Linked DNA regions of Homo sapiens: regions 1, 3 and 4 are each linked to region 2. Evidence: chromatin loops called from intact Hi-C (ENCODE). Cell type or tissue: Caco-2. All regions are shown on one strand.

The links. A loop is a pair of places that touch in the nucleus more often than their neighbours do. Peaks named below come from ENCODE experiments on the same cell type or tissue, not always from the same donor. Only the 100,000 strongest peaks of a DNase experiment are listed, where the experiment ranks them.
Region 1: it touches region 2 in a loop (2.4-fold over the local background); 23 of 110 quality-filtered maps call a loop at or near these places.
Region 3: a loop joins it to region 2, with 2.8 times the contacts of the local background. A loop is called at or near these places in 3 of 110 quality-filtered maps.
Region 4: a loop joins it to region 2, with 5 times the contacts of the local background. A loop is called at or near these places in 3 of 110 quality-filtered maps.

What each region holds. Positions count from the first base shown.
Region 1 is chr2:37,687,201-37,692,200 of GRCh38, forward strand. No RefSeq gene overlaps it. Among named protein-coding and RNA genes, the nearest start is that of CDC42EP3, 18 kb to the left of the region's middle. In Caco-2, no CTCF peak of the experiment used is centred here; a DNase peak (open chromatin) is centred at 2,121.
Region 2 is chr2:37,800,721-37,805,720 of GRCh38, forward strand. No RefSeq gene overlaps it. Among named protein-coding and RNA genes, the nearest start is that of PIRAT1, 73 kb to the right of the region's middle. In Caco-2, no CTCF peak of the experiment used is centred here; DNase peaks (open chromatin) are centred at 1,552, 1,891 and 2,315.
Region 3 is chr2:37,745,169-37,750,168 of GRCh38, forward strand. The region is part of intron 2 of LOC107985869 (a long non-coding RNA gene); the gene reads left to right. Among named protein-coding and RNA genes, the nearest start is that of CDC42EP3, 76 kb to the left of the region's middle. In Caco-2, no CTCF peak of the experiment used is centred here; a DNase peak (open chromatin) is centred at 1,933.
Region 4 is chr2:37,736,382-37,741,381 of GRCh38, forward strand. LOC105374465 (a long non-coding RNA gene) reads right to left here and starts at 1,191. Exons shown (of 3, transcript XR_939971.3): 1 at 1,022-1,191. In Caco-2, no CTCF peak of the experiment used is centred here; a DNase peak (open chromatin) is centred at 2,360.

The DNA.
Region 1 (5,000 bases), 110 kb before region 2:
GCCCTGCCACTGACAAACATGTAGCTCTTGTGGATGACTGACTCATAAATTCAGATCATTTTCTAATGTCTGGCAGTCTACTTTAGAATCTTGTAGAAATTATATAGACTCTAGTACCCACCATCTCCAAAAAGATGGTCAGCAGGGATGTTATGAAACTTTCTTTAAAGGTCTCTGGTAGGCTGTAAATGTCTTGTGGATGTGCAGTATGGCAGAATGAGTAATCTCTCTGCAAAGGAGGGAGTTGAAGGGCTTTCTCTTGGTTTAAATACTGACTCTGGCACCACCACCCCCCACAAATTCTGTGTTAATATTTATTCAATATATATTTATAGCATCTTTGATATGTGCAAGATCTGTGTTAGAAAGTGTGAGCAGCACAAACATGAATTAGACACAGGTCTCTCTGATCTTCCTTCAAGGACCTGATGATTGAATAGGGGCAATAAAATTTACATAAATAATGAAAAAAGGTACCGAGTAGTCATTGGAGAATAATATTACTGATAGGAGAATTATTCTATTTTCTTCTCCTGCCTAGTGAAACCTATGGGATCACATGAGGCCATTTATTTGTCAATTATATCTTTGGTTGAGGCTGTCATCATATCTCACCTGGTTCCTTTACACCTTCTCCCCAGATCCCATTAGTCACCAAGTCAAATAGATTGGACCACCGCATGTGGCTTCTCATAGCCATCAGGATAAAATACAAAGTACTCAGCTGACTACAAAAATATTCTGTCATTCCCTGGCTGTGCCTACCTCTCTAACCTCATCTTCTACCATCCCCAGTGTCTTACTCCATTTTCACGCTGTTAATAAAGACAAACCTGAGACCAGGTAATTTATAAAGGAAAGAGGTTTAACTGACTCACAGTTCAGCATGGCTGGGGAGGCCTCAGGAAACTTACAATCATGGTGGAAGGGGAAGCAAACACGTCCTTCTTCACACGGTGGCAGCAAGGAGAAGTGCTGAGCAAAAGGGGGAAAAGCCCGTCATAAAGCCATCAGATCTCATGAGAACTCACTCACTAACACGAGAACAGCATGAGGTTAACCACCCCCATGATTCGATTACTTCCCACTGGGTCCCTCCCATGACACACAGGGATTATGGGAACTACAAGATGAGATTTGGACGGGGACAGCCAAACCATATCACATGGCATCCCACACTGCTATGTTCTTTCACCTCACTCTGTGCAGTGCTGCCTCCTCTTTCTAGAATGCCCTTCCCCTGCTCTCCATCTGACTATCTGCTACCTCCATATCCTCCAAGTCTCAATAGAAGCATCACTTCCTCTGTGAAGTGCTCTGGGGTCCTTTTTACTGGGTGATTTTTCCCTCCTTGCCCATGACTCTGTTCCATTTCATATCTCTTGGGATGTACACCCCAGCCCCTTCCTTCATATATTCTCACTCATCCTTTAAGATTCCCCCTGGTCAACCCCCTTTCCTTAGTCAGAGTTAATTATCCTCTGCTCTGGCCAATAATTAATACTTTGTTTATTCCTCCATTATAGTACTGAGTTGCATCTGACTTGGGATAGTTGCTAGCATGCTTTGTCTGGCGTTTTCACCTGATCACAAAGAATTTTAGAATAGGCACTTACCTTCATCTTTTGTTTTAGGACAATGCCTGGCATAACACCTGTTGATTAAATTAATTACCTTTTCTGTGGTTTCTTGGGCCTCTCTAATCAACCAGACATCGCAAACCAGACACAGAGACTGCCCCAGTTAGCCTCATTTCTGAACATTCTAACAGGCAGGCTATGCCAGTCTGTATAGGACTTAGAGAGCCTCAAACACCCAAGAAATTGAATTTACAGCATGTTTATTTCTTCTCTCTAGATATGTATTCTGCAATCATGACCAAACAGAAGGACTAAATCTGGATCAGAATCTGAAATGTAAAAAGGCTACTTGTCAACCACGCCATTGTTTTCCGTTGGAGCTAGCAGAGCAGCCTCGGCTGCACATTCCTGGGACGTGAATAATATCGGTTGTGATTACACTTCAGTATCTCATCCATTACCAGCCCTGTGAACACTGAATATAACCTAATTAGGAAATGCGAAGGGCCCTTTGCTAGGGATGAGTGCTGGGGCAGCAGAGGTCCACATGCCTTCCCGACACAGGGATTCACCGGGTTTCAGACACAGGTTTGGATCCTGCAGGGCTCAAGGACAGACTTTACTGGTCTAGTCCACATTCCTTGTATAATCACCAGTAAGCTGAGAATGTGACACCTTGGATTCCATCCTATGTTACACTCCTCTTTAAATGCATTGCAAAGGAGATATGCCAGGACTGATAAGTCAGTCAATTTCAAATAGGTATTAAAGTATTAATGAAGTGATTAACTCTCTCTGACTAAAACATTTTTTTGTTTACTGGTTTCTACTGGCCTTGAATAGGAATTTCAAATTTGTTGTTGACAATTGGCTTCTCATCTTTCACTGAATTCTTCTAAGCTTGTTTGTCTTTTCCTACACAGCTCTTAAAATGCTTTCAGAGGACTGAATTCTATCTTCCAAAGTGCAGAGAACAGAGCACTAAGGATGTCTGCAGGCTTAATTACAAAGGATGTGATTCTATTCTTATTGTTCCATAACTTTTCTTTGTAGTAAAAGCTGCTGCATTCATTTATTCAATCCTCTGTCCCTGCATTCATCTGACACTTGCTGAGCACCTGCTATAGCACAGATTCACGTCATGCCCATGGCTGGCATCCAGCATTTATAGGGTAACTGGCAGGAGAAAAGAAGAGGCCTGTGGCCATGAGGCAGTGAGATGGAGTCACCTGCTCTGGGAGTCAGCACCCCGCCACTCACACAGAGCCCAGCCAACTGAGCTAACTGATAAGTCAACCTTAATTCTGCTCTAAAATATTTTTCATCAAACCACCCTCTGCTGAATCAATGTACATTCCTATAACCTGTATCTTGCCCTAGTAATGTGTGACCTTCAATGTCATGGTCCAAGGTTTTGCTGCTGGGACATGTGGTCTCGGAATGATCATCAGAATCCTTCACTACATGCTCTAAACCATCATTAGATGCTCTACAGTTTGTCACTTGTTTCCAAGTGTCCTATGTCCACCTCATTTTATAGAACTGGGCTTCACTTGAGTTCTCATTCTGGGTACCTAGTATATTTCCCTGCAATTCTAATTGCTGGGTTCTCTCCCCAGGGAATGGAGCCTGGCTTTGGCATAGATCTCCATGAAGTACTGGGATTTCAGATGGCACCCACTCAATTTTGTTCACCCAGCTCTGACCATGAACGAACCATTCTGCTACTTCTGCCTTCTAACCTGGTGTTTGCCTGCATTTTATCTGGACATTGCTCAATTGTCTTGGTTGCTATGTCCCACCTGCTTGTCTGAATTTCTGTTGTTACTCCAGTCCCTGCCTGTCCCTGCAACTTCACACCCACTCCCACCCCCATTTGTCTTGATGTCAATGCCTTACTGAAAAATCTTGAAATTTGATAGGGAGGATAGTGGTGGCATTATTATTATGACTACTGCCTTACTCTTTAGAAAACTGAGGCTCAGAGGATTAAGTGACTTGGCCAATTACATGTCTAATAAATAGCAGAATACTGCCCAAGGTAATTTATAGATTCAGTGCCATCCCTGTCAAGCTACCAATGACTTTCTTCACAGAATTGGAAAAAACTACTTTAAAGTTCATATGGAACCAAAAAAGAGTGCACATTGCCAAGTCAATCCTAAGCCAAAAGAACAAAGCTGGAGGCATCACACTACCTGACTTCAAACTATACTACAAGGCTACAGTCACCAAAACAGCATGGTACTGATACCAAAACAGAGATATAGACCAATGGAACAGAACAGAGCCCTCAGAAATAATGCCGCATATCTACAACCATCTGATCTTTGACAAACCTGACAAAAACAAGAAATGGGGAAAGGATTCCCTATTTAATAAATGGTGCTGGGAAAACTGGCTAGCCATATGCAGAAAGCTGAAACTGGATCCCTTCCTTACACCTTATACAAAAATTAATTCAAGATGGATTAAAGACTTAAATGTTAGACCTAAAACCATAAAAACCCTAGAAGAAAACCTAGGCAACACCATTCAGGACATAGGCATGGGCAAGGACTTCATGTCTAAAACACCAAAAGCAATGGCAACAAAAGCCAAAATTGATAAATGGGATCTAATGAAACTAAAGAGCTTCTGCACAGCAAAAGAAACTACCATCAGAGTGAACAGGCAACCTACAGAATGGGAGAAATTTTTTGCAATCTACTCATCTGACGAAGGGCTAATATCCAGAATCTACAATGAACTCAAACAAATTTACAAAAAAAAAAAAAAAAACCCATCAACAAGTGGGCAAAGGATATGAACAGACACTTCTCAAAAGAAGACATTTATGCAGCCAAAAGACACATGAAAAAATGCTCATGATCACTGGCCATCAGAGAAATGCAATTCAAAACCACAGTGAGATGTCATCTCACACCAGTTAGAATGGCGATCATTAAGAAGTCAGGAAACAACAGGTGCCGGAGAGGATGTGGAGAAATAGGAACACTTTTATACTGTTGGTGGGACTGTAAACTAGTTCAACCATTGTGGAAGTCGTGTGGCGATTCCTCAGGGATCTAGAACTAGAAATACCATTTGACCCAGCCATCCCATTACTAGGTATATTCCCAAAGGATTATAACTCATGCTGCTATAAAGACACATGCACACGGATGTTTATTGTGGCACTTTTAACAATAGCAAAGACTTGGAACCCACCCAAATGTCCAACAATGATAGACTGGATTAAGAAAATGTGGCACATATACACCATGAAATATTATGCAGCCATAAAAAATGATGAGTTCATGTCCTTTGTAGGAACATGGATGAAGCTGGAAACCATCATTCTCAGCAAACTATCGTAAGGACAAAAAACCAAACACTGCATGTTCTCACTCATAGGTGGGAATTGAACAATGAGACCAC
Region 2 (5,000 bases):
AAATCTCAGAGCAGTTTCACTGGGCTAAAGTCAAAGTGTTAGCAGGGCTGATTTACTCTGGAGGTTCTAGAGGAGAATCCATTTCCTTGCCTTTTCTAGCTTCTGAAGTTTGCCTGCCTTCCTTGGCCTGTGACCTTTTCCCTGCATCACTCCAACCTTCTGTTTCCATCATCACATCTTCTACTTCCGTGTGACATGGGCTTCTCCTGTGTTCCTCTTATAAGGACCACTATGATGACATTGGGCCCACTAGGATAATCCAGAAGAATCTTCCCAGGTCAATCAATATCCTTAACTTGGTTGCATCTACACAGCCCCCTTTGCCACATCAGGTAACATTGACAGGTTCTGGGGATAAGAACATGGACATCTTGGTGGATATTATTCAGCTTATTTCAGGGAGCACATCCTGTGAATGATATAAACAGAGGTCTGTGGAGTCTCCACGAGGGGCAACTGGACCAGGGGAGAGAAGGTCAAACACATAAAAAGGTTCTCAATGAAGCCTCTCTTAATCATAAAAAAGTTTTCCTCTCCCCCTACTCTCTAATCTGTCTATCATCTTAGGATTCCAAGAGAGATATGAGTGTAAAGATCTGCCAAATACATCACTCAGTGTTCCCCATCCCATCCTGATCAAAGTTAATGAACTTGCCCCTTTCTCAAAATAGAACTTGGGAAATTGTCCCACTAGTCCACTTCCCCCAAACAAGGGAGTGCAATGATGTAGAACTGGAGTCATAGATGGGAGTAAGATTGCTTTGCTCAGAGATGACAGGAGTTGAGATGGGCAGAGACACAAGGTGGTGTTTCTTCGACAAACTCCCAGGTGTGCGGGTTCCTGACTGTGAGTGAAGGACTGTGATTTGAATAAGGGCTGGGGTGTGTATCTGAAGAAAATGGTGAGGCATTTATCACTTAGATTTGGGGGAGGAGATTAAAATACAATAACTAGATAGTCATTAAAAATTATTCCAGACACCCAAAAATTGATATGGGGGAGTTCTATTAGGAAAACAGGCTTCATTTACTGGAAAATGGGGAGGTTAATTAAGAAGTAAGAGTGTTTATAAGTAGGATGTTCAGAGGAAGTGCTGATGTTGTCCTTGTCATTAAATGTTTTCTGATATAAAAATACTCCCTTGGTACTTACGAAGAAGGCTGATTTTCATTATTAGACATTCACTTATTCATTGTAAAATAAAAGCGTGTGTGTATGTGTGTGTGCATGCATATGTATTTCCAATCAAAAGTCAGGAGCGCGGACTATATTATATAGAACCCAGAGATTCAAAGGCCTGATTATGAATGGATAGTTACACGGATAGATTAATGATGGATGGATGGAAGAAGTGTGGTTCATCTGTCATGACTGGTGCCTCTAGCTCTAAGATGTCTGACTTTGAATCCAGAGGAAGAAGTGGGATCACTGGGGTTAGGGGAGTATCCTTTAAAAGTTTTGCAAAAAACATTTGCAGTCACTTTTGGTTTATCTCTGCCGGTTGGATTTAGTTTTCCTGAAGCCCCTTGGGGCAGGGCCATCTATGACTTATGCTCCGGGCAATGGAATGTGGCTTTTTCTTCCCTTTCACCCAGGAGCTCTCAAGCTGCCTCTTTGCTTCCTTCTCTACCTATCTGCATGGATTTTAAGCTTATCTGGATACTCATTGTGAATACTCATGAGGGCTAATTTCACTGCATTGCTCCACAAAAGAGTTCCTGGATTCCATATTCTGGAATAATTTAGCAGACTTCAGGATGAATCAAAAGAAGCCAGTCACAGAAAAATGTCCATCAACCTTTTAGTTTAATCATCCCTTATGCCTTAAGGGTATGTTGTAACACAGCTGGCCTAGACAGCCTCTCTCCTGCTCCCCTGGCTCTACGGGTTTTCCTCTGGCCCAGCCCACCTGTCCAGGCTCACCTCTTGCCCCATTCCCACTTTGCAGCCTACATTGAAGCCAAATCAAACTATTCACAGCTGCCCTGGCGCTCTGGACTATGTCAAGTACCCTTGACTTTGCTCATGTAGCTGGAGGGTTCTTTCCTCTTCCTCCACATCTCCCCATGTTCCCTTCTCTTTCCCCATCAATCTTTAAAGACTCACAAATCCAAAATATTCTACTCTAAAAAAGCTTTCATTGACAGTTTTCCTCCACCTCCACCCATTACCAAGTACTTTCTCCTATACATACTTCTATTACAGCAATGATAATACTGCAAATACATTCACAAGAAGGAAAAAAAAATCTCAAGCCAATTAGCAAGTGACTAGAGTCTGAGGGAAGTCCACAGTGGAGATGAGTAAGAGGCCTTGTAATGCAGAAGAGCCAAACAGGGATTAAGGGATAATGCTGTAAAAAAGCAAAATAAATAACCAGGGCAGGCTCTGTTGAATCTTACAGAGATGGCCTTCTAGGTTAAACATTTTTTGAAGTACAGACATGCAATGCTTAACAAGGAGGATATGTTCTGAGAAATGCATTGTTAGATGATTTAATCATTGTGTAAACACCATAGAGGGTACTTGCATGTACTGAATGTACTGAATACTGTAGGCAGTTGTAATGCAATGATAAGCATTCATATATCTAAACATGGAAAAGTACAGTAAAAATACAGTATTTTTTACTGGGACAACCTTCCAATATGCAGTCTTTTGTTGACCAAAATGGTGTTATGTGGCTAATGAATGCCCACTTAACTGGAAAATACAAATATTCCAGGACTGAAAAAACTATGTCTCTGAGAACCTCTTTCCCTCCTCTACCATATATAGGTCCTCAGGGATGCACTCAGAGCTTTGGCTAAGGAAAGGGGTGCTTACCAGGGTGGCCACATGCATCCTGGACATCAAAGGGATGACATTGGTCACAGCCAGTTGCCTCGTTCCCAAAGATTCCAGAAGGACATTGGCATTGTGGCAAAAGAGCAGCAATGCCAGTGTTCCCACTGGGCATGTCAAGTTGATTTAGAATTAGGCTGAGGAAAGGGGACACTTCGGCCTAGTCCAGGAGACCATGGGGTGTTATTTCCTAGCTTGTTCTTAATTTCTCAGCTGAAGGTAGTGTAATAGACACTGATTATTTGTGGCCACCTAATATCTCTGAACTCCCTCCTCTTTTTCTTTTGTGTAACAGCTTTATTGAGATGTAATTCACATACCACACAATTCACCCATATAAAGTGTACAATGCAATGGCTTTTAGTATATTCACAAAATTTTGCAACCATTACATCAATCAATATTTTCATTATCCCAAAAGGAAATCTTTTTTTTTTATTACACTTTAAGTTTTAGGGTACATGGGCACAATGTGCAGGTTTGTTACATATGTATACATGTGCCATGCTGGTGTGCTGCACCCATTAACTCGTCATTTAACATTAGGTGTATCTCCTAATGCTATCCTTCCTCCTTCCCCTGACCCCACAACAGGCCCCGGATTGTGATGTTCCCCTTCCTGTGTCCATGTATTCTCATTGTTCAATTCCCACCTATGAGTGAGAACATGCGGTGTTTGGTTTTTTGTCCTTGCAATAGTTTGCTGAGAATCATGGTTTCCAGTTTCATCCATGTCCCTACAAAGGACATGAACTCATCAGTTTTTATGGCTGCATAGTATTCCATGGTGTATATGTGCCACATTTTCTTAATCCAGTCTATCGTTGTTGGACATTTGGGTTGGTTCCAAGTCTTTGCTATTGTGAATAGTGCCGCAATAAACATACGTGTGCATGTGTCTTTATAGCAGCATGATTTATAATCCTTTGGGTATATACCCAGTAATGGGATGGCTGGGCGAAATGGTATTTCTAGTTCTAGATCCCTGAGGAATCAACCACACTGACTTCCACAATGGTTGAACTAGTTTACAGTCCCACCAACAATGTAAAAGTGTTCTTATTTCTCCACATCCTCTCCAGCACCTGTTGTTTCCTGACTTTTTAATGATCGCCATTCTAACTGGTGTGAGATGGTGTCTCATTGTGGTTTTGATTTGCATTTCTCTGATGGCCAGTGATGATGAGCATTTTTTCATGTGTCTTTTGGTTGCATAAATGTCTTCTTTTGAGAAGTATCTGTTCATGTCCTTTGCCCACTTTTTGATGGGGTTGTTTGTTTTTTCTTGTAAATTTGTTTGAGTTCATTGTAGATTCTCGGTGTTAGCCCTTTGTCAGATGAGTAGGTGGCGAAAATTTTCTCCGATTTGGTAGGTTGCCTGTTCACCCTGATGGTGGTTTCTTTTGCTGTGCAGAAGGTCTTTAGTTTAATTAGATCCCGTTTGTCAATTTTGGCTTTTGTTGCCATTGCTTTTGGTGTTTTAGACACGAAGTCCTTGCCCATGCCTATGTCCTGAATGGTATTGCCTAGGTTTTCTTCTAGGGTTATTATGGTTTTAGGTCTAACATGTAAGTCTTTAATCCATCTTGAATTAATTTTTGTATAAGGTGTAAGGAAGGGATCCAGTTTCAGCTTTCTACATATGGCTAGCCAGTTTTCCCAGCACCATTTATTAAATAGGGAATCTTTTCCCCATTGCTTGTTTTTCTCAGGTTTGTCAAAGATCAGATGGTTGTAGATATGCGGCATCATTTCTGAGGGCTCTGTTCTGTTCCATTGATCTATATCTCTGGTTTGGTACCAGTACCATGCTGTTTTGGTTACTGTAGCCTTGTAGTATAATTTGAAGTCAGGCAGCGTGGTGCCTCCAGCTTTGTTCTTTTGGCTTAGGATTGACTTGGTGACACAGGCTCTTTTTTGCTTCCATACGAACTTTAAAGTAGTTTCTTCCAATTCTGTGAAGAAAGTCATTGGTAGCTTGATGGGGATGGCATTGAATCTATAAATTACCTTGGGCAGTATGGCCATTTTCACGATATTGATTCTTCCTACCCATGAGCATGGAATGTTCTTCCATTTGTTTGTGTCCTCTTTTATTTCATTGAGCAGTGGTTTGTAGTTCTCCTCGAAGAGGTCCTTCACATCCCTTGTAAGT
Region 3 (5,000 bases), 56 kb before region 2:
GAGAGGATTTGGAGTGTTCCCAATACAAAGAAATGATAAGTGGTTGAGCTGATAGATATGACAATTACCCTGATTTGGTCATTACACATTATATGCATGTACTGAAATATTACATATGCCCTATAAATATGTACAATTATTATGTGTCAATTAAGAAAGAAAAAGAAAAAAAGGCTTATCTCCCAGTGATCACAGGGATGAGGAAAGAAAAACACAATTAAATTTAAAAAAAGAGAAAAAAGACTATGAAATTAACTTCTCAGCTCACATCTGTGTTGCATGATCATGAGATAGAAAACCATCTTCCCATCAGTGTTTTGGAGCACCCTAAGGCCCCCCCATAAAGTTCACAGGCCACCTCTCCCACCTTTCAGATACCCCACCTTGCCAGCCTTCAAGATTTCCCCCAAGCTCTGCAGGTTCTCATTGAAACACTCAAATACTTTATTATTTATTGGAAAAAAAGGAAAATATGAGACTGGCCTCACCATTGGCTTTCATTTTCCTCTTCCCTCTCCTCCCTACCTTCTGGGTTGTGGCAGCTGTAATTGGGTTAAACTTTGTGTAATTCCGAAGCTATGCTCATAGAAAAAAATAGTGAAATTCTCTAGCGCACCTACTAATGACCCAAGAAAAACTGGAAGCTACTATAGACTTTTTTTTTCTTTTTCTAGTTTCTGGAACTCGGGGCTGATTCTTTTGAGATGCATAATTTAGTTGGAGCCAATTGATGAAGGAGTCAGTTCTTATTTAAGGAAACTGCCTTCAAGCTCAAGTAGAAATCTTGAGACCCAGTATGAAATTTCCATTTTCACATAGCATACTATAAAAAATTGTCTGTTTTTAAAAATGAACTTATGTAAAGACAGTCAATCTATTCAGTTTATGGCTTTCTTTTTTTTTCTAACTTCAAACCAAAGGTGTTTTAATTCCCATAGAAAAGTATTAACAAACAATGGTGACTAACTTCATTCTTATAATTAGCCTTTTGTGGTTGCAAAATGTCTTCACATGCTTTGTTTTTTTACTTGGTCCCATGACAGTTCTTTAAGGTCACTGGGACCTGGACTCCCACTTCTATTTGATGCCTGAGGAAACTGACCATCCAAAGCAAAGTAGGCTACCCGAGATCATGTGGCTGTTAAGTGGTGGGTCTGGGATAGGGCTCATCTTTCAACCAAAAATAATTATTCTTAATTAATGGAGTACAATTTGCAGTGATTTGGTACTTGCTTTGTAGACATACAAAGTTTATAAAGTCTCAGAAATTTGAGGATGCAGTGGGAACTCACCTTTGGAATGGGGTGGAAATGGGCTGAGACCTCCACGAATAGGTGGCTGTTTACAAACTCAGACCCATAATGCTTCCTCCCCTGAAGAGGTTTCCTTTCCTGCTCCTACTGGGATATACTGGGACCTGACTGGCTCAGTCTCCCTCCTTTAGTTTTTCAAATCTGTATATGACAATCTTAGGCAGCAAAATATATTTCAGGTGGTGTGGTGGTTCATTCCTGTAATCTCAGCACTTTGGGAGGCCCAGGTGGGCAGATTACTTGAGGTCAGGAGTTCAAGACCAGCCTGGCCAACATGGTGAAACCCTGTCTCTACTAAAAATACAAAAATTAGCCAGGTGTGGTGGCACATACCTGTAATCCCAGCTACTTGGGAGGTTGAGGCAGGAGAATCACTTGAACCTGGGAGGCGGAGGTTGCAGTGAGCCAAGATCACACCACTGCACTCCAGCCTGGATGACAGATAGGGACTCCATCTCAAAAAAAAAAAAAAAAAAAAGCTTCAGGTCAAAGGCTGGGTTAGGTTATTTGCCAGACAAACAATAATGACAAATAACCTTGGAAAAGAAAGTATGTTAATATCTCTTGTTCATGATGTCAGGGCAAGAACACAAGCCCTAGGGGCCGACAGCCTGGCTTGCCCCCGGCCCTGCTGGTATTTGCAGAACGAACTCAGGCAACTCACTTTGCTGTGCCAATCCTGTTTCCTCACCTATAAAATAGGGCTGTACCTTCCTATTCTATTGTATTCTTATGACTATTAAATGAGATTTCATGGGAAATAATACTGATAAGCAGAGTTGCTTAATTGATGCAGGTTCTCCCTGTACTTTACAGACTTGGCTCTTGAATATCTCTCATTGCCTCCGAAAGCCAAATACATAGTTGCTCACTGCTGAAATGATGAGGTCCCTATGTTCTGCTCACCTTGCCTGAGGACACGTGCAGTTTTTCCTTCCCCTGATAGGCGGCCTCAGCAGCCTATCAGTGCAGGGGCACCTTTTCCTGGGGTGCACACAGTCGGAGAGTAGCCAACCTTCAAAAATAATTATTGAATAAAAGAACAGAGATGGCCTGAGTGTTAATTCATAACACAGGACCCCCCTCAAGTGGGCTCTGTAACATGATGATTTTATTTATATTTTGTTGAGGGCCAACAAGGAATATGAGTGTCATTTAAGCCTAATCCAACTTAGAGGTCACTATTTCCTACATCCTCAGCTGCGAGTTTAGAGACCATATTGGGTGGCAGCAAAAGAGCAGTTTCAACCTGGGCCTCAGTGAAATGCTGAAGAAGGAAGTAGAGTCAAGAAGGTTGTCTTCTTTAAACTTTAAAAAGGCAGGAAACAATGGCCCTGCTCAGAGAAAAGATGGCTACATTTAGTACATCCAGGGCTTCCTTCCTATTGACCCAATTTTTCAAGGGTGTATCAATGCTTGATACTCCCAATAACACTGTGAGCTTTTCATCCCATCAACTACTTGCACATTCAACAAATAACTATTCAGCACCTCTTATATGCCAGGCACTGTGCTAAGTGTTGGTGTGCAGTGCCCGACACTTAAAGAAAGGCACTTCAAGGTCTTTGAATTCAACTATTCAGTCTCTACTTGAATAGCTTTATTAAATCATTTTTCAGTCTCCAAAAATTAATGGTACATCATTAAAAACCTCCAACAAAGACCTATCCCTTTGGTGAAGAAGAGGCAGGTCTCTCTGGCTGCTCTGAAATGAGAAAGTCTTTCTTGTACAGAGCCCATTTAGGCCTCTGGTCCTAGCTCCACCCCTCTGGAGCCACAGAGAATAGGTTTAATCCCTCTCCATCTGCTATTCTTTCAAAACTGTGAAGACAGTTATCGCTTCTCCCTGAGTCTTTGCTTCTCAAAGCCAGCATTCCCAAATCTTTCTGCAGTACCACACACATCATGGTCCCCTCTGCATTCTCATCACAGTCCTTCTAATCCCCAAGAATGGTGGACAAAGAGGAAGGAATGACTGTCTACTTTGGAAACCAGGCATGATGATAATACTCTGAAATTTCTGGCAACCACATGAAGGAGAATAGGCACAGCCAGGGTCTGAAGATATCTAACATATATCAAATGCAGAATTTGGAGCAAATTAAGCGGATATTAACTGCAAGGAGATGGAATAAAAATAGGAGCATTTAGACAGACCTTCAGGAAAGTTTCCCACCATGAGCCTGGACTGTGCCAAACCCCAAGCATTTGGAAAACAGCTTGAGATGTTCAGCAAGTCCCAAATGCAAGCATTTGGGGATGGTTTGCGCTGTCTTAATTGTCCTTGTTTCCACTAGAGTAGCTTGACAAGGCACTCATTTGCTGAATTTCTTCCAGATAAAGAGTGGTTTCTTATTCGATACAGTTAGAGCCTCTCCCCCCGCCCTTTTTTTTTCCTCTTCTTTCTTTCCCCTTTTCTTTGTTGTTGGCCAAAGCTCTTCCCAGGAGACCACAGATTTCTCTCAATGAGGACTGTTTTCATTATCAGGTATGATGAGCATATTGAGGAAGTTGATTTATATTCAGTTAGAAGTTTCTCTTTAAGAGAAGAAAAGTGATCATCTCTCCTCTTAAAGTAGCTGGCACTTGTGCTGCAAATGTATTAAACGTTTCCAGATTAAATTCCAGCAGAGTACAGTCTATCTTTGTACAGGGATAATGGACTACAGTGTTTAGACAGACCCCTGCTTTCTGCCATGGAGGAGAAGGTTCAGGTATAATGCACAGAGACAAAAGGCTGCAGCAACCCAAACAGAAGTGCTGAGAACTGGCTGATACACCAGAGTCATCCAAAATGCCCTGGAGACTAAGGTGAGGAGGCTGCACTGAGCTAAGGTAGCACTCACCTTCCCAGGATCAAAAGGTAATATGCAGCAAAAAAGATCGGACATTCAGTTTGGCCAGGCCATGCTCTCAGGACATTTGGTGTGAACATACTAGTGGCGGAACACCAAGCCCAGTGGCAATGCATCCACATGACACAACCCCTATGAGACGAGAAAAGTTCTGGGGATACAGTTGGGAGATAGTGGAGAGGTCAATGATGGAAGACTGGTCTTTTCTTTTGACAAATTGGGGGTTGTTTTTAAGCAGAAAGAGGACAGCCCCAAATTTGCCAGTGCTCATTATGCATATTGCTCACTCATGAAGAACTGAGATCCAAGTAAACTTAAAATCATCTTGTCCTTCAACCTACTGATATTCGCAGGCTAACTCAATCACAGGGCGGTCTATCAGACCTTGCAGGCTGTCTACCGAATATCCTTTCTTGTATCATCTTGATAAGAGAACCCTGATTTTGTTAGGGGTGGGTGTAATTGACTTACTTGTGTCAGTTTCCACGCTATACTTTTCAGCATTCCATGCAAGAAGGACTAGCTTTGGAGTACAGTGTTAGCTAAGGAGGTATAAGCAGAAATCTGTGCGGATTTCCAGTAAAGTTTTCTTTTTTCAGGTGAGGGTTGAAACCATCTTGCTCCCTTTTTTATCTTCCTGTTTTAAATATGACTGTGAGGCTAGAATTTAGCAGCCATTTTGTGACAACGAGGATGACAGCCATGCGCTGAGATGGGGGAGCAGAAAAATGGAAGGAGCCTGAGACTTGATGGGTCTCCAGCAGCAGACCTAGACTACCTCCTTCTGCATCCACCAGTCCCCTCACCCACCCACCCCTTCTACATCCACCAG
Region 4 (5,000 bases), 64 kb before region 2:
AAAAGAAAAGAAAAATTAGCCAGGTGTGATGAAGAACACCTGTAGTCCCTGCTACTCGGGAGGCTGAGGTAACAGGATCACTGGAGCCCAGGAGTTTAAGGTTGCAGTGAGCTCTGGCTATGCCACTGCACTTCAACCTAGGTGACAGAGTAAGAACTTGTTTCAAAAAAACAGTTTGAGAAATTCCAATTCTGGCCTAGATGGAGTAATAGGGACTGAAATTACCTGCCTGAAACAACCTAAGAAAAATCTGATAAATTAGATGAAATTATGTTTTTTTAAGACAAGGAACATCACATAATGAAGGACCGAGATCCCTGAGGGCTGAGAAACAAACAAGGTGAGCCTTACAATTATTCTAGCAATTGCCTTGAAAGAGTTTCCAGGTGTATTAGTCAATTTTCACACTACTATAAAGAATACCTGAGACTGGATAATTTATAATCAAAGAGGTTTAATTGACTCAGTTCTGCATGGTTGGGAAGGCCTCAGGAAACTTACAATCAGGCAAAAGGCAAAGGGGAAGCAGGGCATGACTTACATGGCGGCAGGAGAGACAGCATGCAGGGAGAAGTGCCAGATACTTATCAAACAACGAGATCTCCTGAGAACCCACTCACAATCACGAGAACAGCATGGGGGAAACCACCCCCATGATCCAATCATCTCCCACCAGGTCCCTCCCTCAAAATGCGGGGATTACAATTCAAATTACAATTCGAGATGAGATTTGGGTTGGGGACACAGCCAAACTCTATCACCAAGCAACATCACAGGGAGGGGTAGCCCAGGAAGAGCTCAACAGACTACCTGAATTGAAGAGATAGAGTTGGTAGTCTGAGGAGACTTGAGCTGATAGGGCAGGGTCTTGAAGGGGAGCTGCACAGGGGGAGAACCATGGAGATCTCTGGAGGGGCCCTTTCAACTCAACAGAGTACTGACCAGCACCTGTGTGTGGAGAGACTACTCAAAGCCAGCTGGGGAAAAAACTATCTGAAAGGATTAGAAGGAACGTACTCACACTCACACCAGGCTGATAGTAATGCCTGCTTCTACCAGCCAGACTGGAAATCTTCACAATTCACAGGATACTGAGTAGATTATTCAGAAGGGTCTTCCCTTCACAGTGGGAAATAATTATCTCTAGACTACATTTTTCTGGCCCTGTCTAACAAATCTTTAAAGCAAGACTTGAAAGGATCAAACTGTTTTTAAACAACTCAACTGTGTCCCAGAACAAAGCCCAAGAATATTTATGGGCAATACAAAAATATCCAGCACCAAACAAGATAAACTCACAATGTCTGGCATCCAATCAAAGTATACTAGTCATGCAAAGAAGCAGGAAAATACAAGAGGAGGAGAAACAGACACCACTTCTTGATGTGAAGAGTGTTGAAGAATTTGAGAACATGTTTAAAACCACTGGAAACTCATCAGTGACAACATTGCTAGTAAGGTAGAACTTAATATGATACATGATTCATCAGATTATATACCAAAACCCAATTATTTCTTTCCTATGGATTCTAAACTTTGTTTTTCCTTTTATTCAGGGAGGAAAGTGATTTTTGTTCTTGTGGATGATTGCAGAGATGGCCACATATTTTGCAGCCCTGTGCCTCTACCCTAATAATGGGGAATCTTCATTTCCATGTTAGATTTGTGGACCTAGCATGGTTTTTATTTTGGATTGTCTTGTTCAGCAGTTGTAATTGTACAAGTATGTTAGGGCCCATCTTGTTGACCCTGGTAGCACGATTTAGGCTTACAACAACTCCAAATGCTATTTTGGGTCTTTGGGTTTAAAGACAACAGAAACCAGGCCCTTGTTCTTAGGAGCTCACCATCCTTCTCTGCGACCATAGCAGATTCCCAGTTGTTTTAAACTGTACCTGGAATTTTGATATTGTTCAGGTATAGTGAGACCAAAATATCAGGAGACAATGGCCATTAAAAAGATAGTTTGTAACTTACAGCTCCCAAGAAGGGCATGCCATGTCACAGGGGTCCACACGGGGAAGCACCAGGGTTGGTCAGGAGGCAGAAGGAGCCAGGAGAAAACATAGGCAAAGCCTTGCTTGTGGTTTTCATGGAAAGAAAACCAGCCAGACTGGAAATCCTCACAATTCGCAGGGCCTGGGTAGATTATTCAGAAATCTTACCTGCACAGTGGGGAGTATAATTATCTCTAGACTACATTTCTCTGGCCCTGCCTAACAAATCTTTAAAGCAAGACTTTAAAGAATGGAAAGAATGAATGAAGCAAGGTACGCAGCTGAGCAGGCTTAGGGGATTTGAATAATCTCTGCAAGCTCTGGCCTATCTGAGTGGCTCCTCGTTGTGTCTTCCCTGGCCCTGGGATGCTTAAGGCGGAGGAATATTGCCCTCTTGGAATGTAAGACCCAGGTAAAGGGGCAGGTGTGAGTATAGACTCAGGATTGGTTGGCTTGCACATCAAAGACATGCTCCAAGGCAAATGTTTACCATCTCTAGGAATTAGTTAACCCTGGGAGGTCAGTCTCTCCGTGGTCAGTTGAACCCCAAATGTCAGAGCATCAGAAATACAGAAAATAAGAAAATATAGTTAAAAATAGTTACTTCACTAATACGAGCCTCAGTGAGGTCACCTGTGGATTCAGGCCTGTTTGGGTGCACTTGGTGGATTGCAAGAGGCAGCGTCTCAGAGCTCTGCTTACATGGAAGAGTGAAAGGACCACCTGAGACTAAAAAGGTCGAAAAGTAAAGACAGCTGTGGTCTACCACCTTGTTTAAGAAGAGTATGGGCCTATTAGAAGAGAGCAGTAATTTGAAATAAAGCTTGAATCCAGCCTAGTCTCCAGCCTGGGCCTTAGAGCCACTGGGAAAGCTGTTTCTCTATGAACTCACATAAGATACAAAGAAGCTGAGGCATCAGCATCACCGATGGCAGCCACTGCAGAGGAACTTGCAGGTCCCACCACCTCAGCTCAGCCACCAGCACGTCATCAGGGCTTCGCACTGACATTGCAGTGACAGCAGACAACATCAATGATGCCCTTGCTAGGTAGGAGCAGCTGTGGTGATGGCATTAATGGGCACCAAGGGACAGAACTGACGCTTTTCTTCCTCAGCAATGACTAGAGGCATTGCCACAGCAAAAGGAGGGAAAAAAAGGCCACTACTGTGACACTTCCAATTCTGGCCAAGATGGAGTAATAGGGACTGAAATTACCTGCCTGAAACAACCTAAGAAAAATCTGATAAATTAGATGAAACTATTTTTCAAGACAGGGAACATCGGATAATGAAGGACAGAGATCCCTGAGGAATGAGAAACAAGGTGAGCCTTACAATTATTCTAGCAATTGCATTGAAAGAGTTTCCAGGTGTATTAGTCCATTTTCACCCTGCTATAAAGAATACCTGAGACTGAATAATTTATAATCAAAAGAGGTTTAATTGACTCAGTTCTGCATGGCTTGGAAGGCCTCAGGAAACTTACAATCATGGCAGAAGGCAAAGGGGAAGCAGATCACGTCTTAAATGGTGGCAGGAGAGACAGCATTCAGGGGGAAGTGCCAGGAGGAAAAAAGAAAAAAAGGACACTACTGTGAGAACTTGTTCTCAGAGTTCAGGTGAGACATCAGGGACACCCAGAATTCTTTTCAAAGAATCTGAGGGCAGGTAGACTTCACCCAGAGCAGATGGTGGCAAAGCCAGGGCAGGCCTGTCCCACAGCTGGTATCATTACCCTGTTCTCACATCCACATCGGGGAAGCCTGAGCACCTCCTTGGTTCTCCACCTAGAGCTCCAGGATATATCCTTGAGGATTGCTGTTTGCCACTCAGGAATTTATTTGGAGGTTATCATTTTGATGATAATCTTTAAAAAAGTCAGATCTCTACTCACCATCTGGATGACTACATCATCATGAAATACCACTACATAATTCAGTGCTTGCATTTGTAATTCTGTTTTCTGTTTATGCTAGCATCAAATAGAGGATAAAGACATAGCATACTGCTTGAACGTAGATTTTGCAGTAGAAAAAGGAGTGGGAGAATTGAGCTAGTCAATGCTGGTGATGATAGAGGCATGCTGAGCTGAACTAGCACTGAGCTGTGAGTAGTGTATTCATGTATGTGGTGAACAGATACATTACCCAGACCGCCTTGTTGTTCAGACCAGCTTGCAGTGAGGAGGAAATACACAATGGAAAATGTTCTGTTTCTGATTCACACCACAGTTAGTTGCATTAGATTCCCATAAAGTGCAGGTTTCAAAAATTCCTCTAATGTAGCTTCATCTTTGAATATATAAGGCAGCCATATAAGGTCAACAAATGGCAAATCAACAAAATTCGCATTTGAGGCTTGTTTACTGACAGAACTTTTTAAAATTGAATTTGAGGTCTGCTTATCTTGAACTAGAAAAACAAAACTTTTGTGTTTTGCAATTTCTTATAGTATAATTGTCCTAATAAATACTCACTACAGTAGCTTTCTGAGGTCAAAATTCAGGAACAGAATTAAATGTAGAAGTGGAGCCAAGCCTCCTACTTCTACTCCTAAACCTCATTTTGGTCATTTTGCTTATCAAAATAACATCATCGGTCCCATTAAATTGCTATTATTAATTAAATAGTGTGCTTTTGTAAGTCTATATTAACTTTGAATTGTTTTGGTTCTATGGTTGTATAAGAAATAAAGGACTTTATACCTAGATTTATAGTTGTATACACTTCAGTAATATTATAATAAAATATAGCATTGAGAATCTGTAAGAATTTTTCCTTTTTATAAAAGGTCTATTTGCTTCTTAATTTTGAGAAATCCTTGATTAGCAAAATGAAGCACCACATATTCCACTACATATTGACCTAGATTTCTGCCATTGTTCAACAGCATACATTACTTCAACACAATTGAAATTTATCCCCAGACTTCTTTAACCTGTAATTAAATCTTTTATTTTTTCTTTCGTGACAGAGAGTTGCTCTGCCGCCCAGGCTGGAGTG